2 separate regions of the Homo sapiens genome follow, and region 1 is linked to region 2. A link is an interaction called in ENCODE POLR2A ChIA-PET data of the cell type or tissue named here. Cell type or tissue: GM12878. All regions are shown on one strand. Region 1 overlaps SLC5A10 (solute carrier family 5 member 10). Region 2 overlaps PRPSAP2 (phosphoribosyl pyrophosphate synthetase associated protein 2).

Region 1 (2,500 bases), 97 kb before region 2:
TCTTGGGGCCTCGGGATCCCCATGAGGGAAATGGGTGGACCTGAGGACTCAGAGCTCCTGCCTTTCTGTCCAGGATGGCAGTGTCAGGCGAAGTAGGCATAAAAGAATATGTTGACACACATGAGGAGGATGGCATTGAAGCCACAGACACGGGCCCAGAAGGCGTGTTTCTGGGGTGTTTGGCCATCACCTGGAGGGGGTTGCAGAAGGAGAGGGACAGATGAAGGACACAAGGTTACACCTGGTGCCCTTGCCTCCAGGCCAGGGTCAAGGTGGAGGAGTGCCTAGGGTCATCCACTTACCTGCTTTAGTTCCCAAGGGCACATCCTGAGCCAGGGTCCACCAGGTAAGGTTCTCAATCTGTAAGAAATGAGTGAGGATAGGGTTGGGGGTGGGGGATGGCAGGGTGGGGGTGACCCAGACAGGATCAAAGGTTGGGGATGGCAAGATGGCAGCTGAGTTCAAAAAGGGACGGGGCTAGGTAGTCCAGGGCTAGAAAATTCTGAGTCAGAGTGGGTCGGGGATGAGAATGGGACCAGAGTAAGAAATTGTTAGGGGTCAGGGTCAGGGGTCAGGGCTGGCTCACCTGGACACTCTGTGGGGGTGGGGTCAGCAGGCTTCCAGCCACCACAACAGCACCACTGAGTGCAAAGAGGGCGACAGCGAAGTGCAGGTAGTGGATGCTCCCCAGGACGGCTGGCCGCGTGTCTGGCTCTCCGCACGGTGGGGCTGGGTTCAGGAATTCCAGGACCAGCCTCGTGGCCCCCACCACCAGCCCTGCTATCAGGCCCCAGAAGGCCCCCTGGGGAGGAGGGAGGCAGGGCATGTGGGGCTACGGGAGGAGGACCAAGGCTCCCCCCACAGGCAGCAGGGAAGAGCAAATTGTGGCACGTCCCCAGGGAGAGCAGACCGCCGACGCCCACCTGCTCGTTGGCACGTCGCCAGAAGACGCCCAGGACAAAGACTGCAGTCACTGGTGGGGCCAGGGAGCTGGTCACTGACTGCATGTAGATGAAGAGTTGCCCGCTGTTGGAGTCCTGCAGGACGGGGATCCAGGCCACACTCACGCCGATGAGTGCCACTATGACCAGCCTGCAGGCGAGTGGAAGGCAGGCAGCGGTCGTCGTGGGAGGCTCTTCAGCTCTCTCCCACCTCCCCTGGTCACTAAGACTTGCTCTCTAATCTTTCCCCTGCTACCCCAGCTCCAGCCTCCTCCCTGGACTCTGGTCCACACCACCAGTGACCTGGCCAGTCCTGCCCTGCTCCAAACCCTTTGGTGGCTCCCTGGATCCTGCAGGTGCAGCTCCTGACTCTAAGTGCTGTCTGCTCCTTCCCTGCCCTGGGGTCTCTGCGGAGCCAGCCCTTGGAGCTCCGCCATGGAGCTCCCTCTTGTCTCTCCTTCAAAGCACCTGTCCCAGTCACTACATGCACATTTACCTGGGTGTCTACTTGTTTACTGCCTGTCTTCCCCTCCCAATGGAAGCACCAGGAGAGCAGGAGCCTCATCTCTTTAGTTCATTGCTGTGTCTCCCAGCATATAGTAGGTGCTTACTAAGCATTTGGTGAGTGCATGAATGACCACTGCCCCCCGATCTGGGCCAGACTGACTTCCTGGTGGTTATTTGAAGACACTAGGATTTTTCACACTGGCCGGCATTTGTGGGAGCTGGGACCTCTGGCTGGCACATCCCCACCCCGACAGCCCTGTGCTGCACATCCTTCACAGGGCAACCTGCTTACTAAGGATGCAAAGTTTGGAGCCAGAGGTGTGGGTTGGGGTTAGAGCCCATACTCCCCAGCTGTGAAGCCGGAGCCCTGCTGGGCCAGCATGAGCCCGTCCCCTCCTGTCCCCTGCGTGTCAGCTCCTGCCTGCCTCTCCCTTAGGCCAAGAGCCCCTCTACAACAGGCACATGCTACACTTGTTCATCCAACAAACCACTGGTGAGGTGCTCACCTGCGTAGGACACTACCCTAGGATCCCCAACTCGGCGATGAGTGGGACCTGGTGCCTGCCCAGCACTCAGAGTCCAGCAAAGAAAACAGATGAGCCTCTTACCTACACTCGGACTGGGCTGGAGCAGCTCAGAGGAAACATCAATCTAGGAGGGCTTTCAGGAGGAGGCACCCCCTCCCCGAGCCTTGAGGGGCATGGGACCCAGCTAAGGGGATGAAGCTGGGGCATGGCATCCATCCGCTCCTCCCTGGCTGAGCACCTCACCCCTGTGTCCTGGGTCAGTTGGCATTCCTCACCCCCAAGGTGGGTGGTGGGTGACCCGCTGGAACCCTGGCTGTGGTGGCAGGGGTGACAGAGGCTATGTGTTCAGCTAGGGTGGGTCCTCTCAGCGCCTGTCCGCCTTCCTCCCTCCCTTTCTTCCCTTCTAGGCCTGAGGGAGAGGGTGGAGGAAGGAGGTGCCACCTTGATTAAGGCTAATTAACCCCTAGCCAGGCAGGCAGGCGGGCGCTGCCCTCATCAAAGGCCCAGGCGGGCCTCCATTAACGC
Region 2 (2,500 bases):
CTAGTGGGCGCCTGTAGTCCCAGCTACTTGGGAGGCTGAGGCAGGAGAATGGCGTGAACCTGAGATGTGGAGCTTGCAGTGAGCCGAGATCATGCCACTGCACTCTAGCCTGGGTGACAGAGCGAGACTCTGTCTCAAAAAATAAATAAATAAAAATAAATAAATAGATAAAAATAAAAAAGTAAAAAAAACCCCTACAGAATGGCAGAAAATATTTGCATATCATGTATCTGGTAAGAGTCTAGTATCCAAAATATATAAAGTAGGCTGGGCATGGTGGCTCATGCCTGTAATCCCAGTACTTTGGGAGGCCGAGGTGGACAGATTGCCTGCCTGAGTTCAGGAGTTTGAGACCAGCCTGAGCAACATGGCGAAACCCTGTCTCTATAAAAAAATACAAAAATTAGCAGGGCGTGGTGGTGCATGACAGTAGTCACAGCTACTTAGGGGGCTGAGGTGAGAGGATCACTTGGGCCCGGGAGGTCAAGGCTCCAGTGAGCCACGATTGCACCACTGCACTCCAGCCTGGGTGAGAGAGTGAGGCCCTGTCGCAAAAAAAAAAAAAAAAAAAAAAATTATATATATATATATGCGCCATATGCCAAAATATATAAAGAACTTTTATAATTCAACAAAAAAAGACAAACCTAGTTCAAAAATGGGCAAAGGATTTCAACAGATATTTCTCCAAAGAAGATATACAAATGAAGTCATTAGCCATTAGGGAAATGTTTATCAAAATCACAATGAGATGCCACTTTATGCCCACTGGGCTGGCTACAATAAAAAGTAGAAAATAAGTGTTGATGAGGATGTGGAGAAACTGAAATCTTTGTACATTACTGGTAGGAATATAAAATGGTGCAGCTGCTGTGAAAAAAGAGTCTGGCAGTTCCTCAAAAAGTTAAACATACACCAAGTGACGCAGCAATTCCGATACCAGGTATAGACCATGAGAAATGAATCATCTATCCACACAGAAAACTCATACATGAATATACAGAGCAGCATAGCCAAAAGTGGAAACAACCCAAATTCCTTTCAAATGCTGACAATGAAATATTATCCAGCCACCAAAAGCAATGAAGTACTGACAAGTGCTATCACATGGATGAACCTCAAAAACATGCTCAAAGAAAGAAGCCAGATACAAAAGCCCACATATTATATGATTCCGTTTATATGAAGTGTCCAGATTAGGCAAACATCCACAGAAACAGAAAAGAGGTAAGTGGTTGCCAGGGGCTGGGGGATGGGGGCATGGTGAAACTACTTAATGGGTGCAGGGTGTTCTTCCGGGGTAATGAGAAGTTTTGAAACTAGAAAGAAATGGTAACTGCACAAAACTGTGAATATACTGAAAGCCAGTAAATTTTATACTTTAAAATGGTTAATTCTATGTTATGTGACTTTGACTTCAATTTTCTTTTAAGGCAATGTCACAAAAAGAAAAAGTTAAAATACTGTTCTAGATTGGGACTTTTCAACTGCTGAGATCTTGGGCCAGACACGTTTATGCTGCAAGGGACCACCCTACGTACTGTGAGAAGTTTAGCAGCATGTTTGGCCTCTACTCACTAGATGCCAGTAGCCACCCCCTTGATTCTGACAATCAAAACTATCTCCAGACATTTCCAAATGACCTCTAGGAGACAATATCCACTCCCTAATTGAGAACCACTGCTCTAGATTGAAAGAGATGAAAGACATATGACAACCAGAGGCAATGTGTGACCCCAGGTGAGCATCAGGAGAGGGCAAAAAAGTGTAACAAAACAAAGCAAAGCAAGATAAATTCCAGAACTGAAGTGACTTTTTACATTTTCAACAGTCCTACTCCCAGGACACTTGACCTCAATGCCGGTGAAAAAGTATAATGAATCACCCTCTAGGAAATCAATTTGACAAAAAGCCTTATATTCATACCTTCTGACTCATTAATCTCACTTTTAGAAGCTTGAAATGAAATAAGCCAAAGTATGGGAAAAGTGTTTTATCCACATATATTTCCTGCCACATTATAAGGGCAAAGAACAGAAGAAAACATAAAAACCCCAAATTAGGCTGTGGTTGGGCAGTCTAAGCCACATTCATACGATGGGTTATTAGCCATAAAAATGCTGTTTACAAGAGGCTGAGGTGGACAAATCGCTTGAGCCTGGGAGGTCAAGGTTGCAGTGAGCCGTGATTGTCACTGCACTCCAGCCTGGGTGACAAAGTGAGACCCAGTCTCAAAGAAAAAAAAAAGAAATTGCTGTTTCCTGTCAAAGTTTCTGGTGACCTGAGATGACACGTCGGGCAGCTGGGAGAAGGAGGCAGCAACATGCACAATTATGTATGAAGCATGCATCGCAGCTTTATGAAAATAAGGGTGAAAAACCAAAAAGAGGCTCACCAAATTAAAGTGGTGTGTCTTTGAATAGTGGCATCAAGCACTAATTATTATTTTCTTCTAACTTTTATGGATAATATTTTCAAATATTATATATAGTGCTTATAT

Evidence for each region. Peaks named below come from ENCODE experiments on the same cell type or tissue, not always from the same donor. Only the 100,000 strongest peaks of a DNase experiment are listed, where the experiment ranks them.
Region 1: POLR2A ChIA-PET joins it to region 2 with 6 read pairs; 3 of 35 experiments call an interaction of 5 or more read pairs at or near these places.

Annotation. Positions count from the first base shown.
Region 1 is chr17:19,018,015-19,020,514 of GRCh38, reverse strand. SLC5A10 (solute carrier family 5 member 10) reads right to left here. Exons shown (of 15, transcript NM_001042450.4): 12 at 924-1,092; 13 at 587-802; 14 at 303-360; 15 at 1-190. The coding sequence ends at 84. Among named protein-coding and RNA genes, the nearest start is that of FAM83G, 15 kb to the right of the region's middle. In GM12878, no CTCF peak of the experiment used is centred here; no DNase peak of the experiment used is centred here.
Region 2 is chr17:18,920,744-18,923,243 of GRCh38, reverse strand. All of the region lies in intron 9 of PRPSAP2 (phosphoribosyl pyrophosphate synthetase associated protein 2), which reads right to left. Among named protein-coding and RNA genes, the nearest start is that of SLC5A10, 30 kb to the left of the region's middle. RefSeq lists an enhancer at 969-1,048. In GM12878, no CTCF peak of the experiment used is centred here; DNase peaks (open chromatin) are centred at 953, 1,500 and 2,223; H3K4me3 peaks cover 1,249 bases; H3K27ac peaks cover 2,500 bases.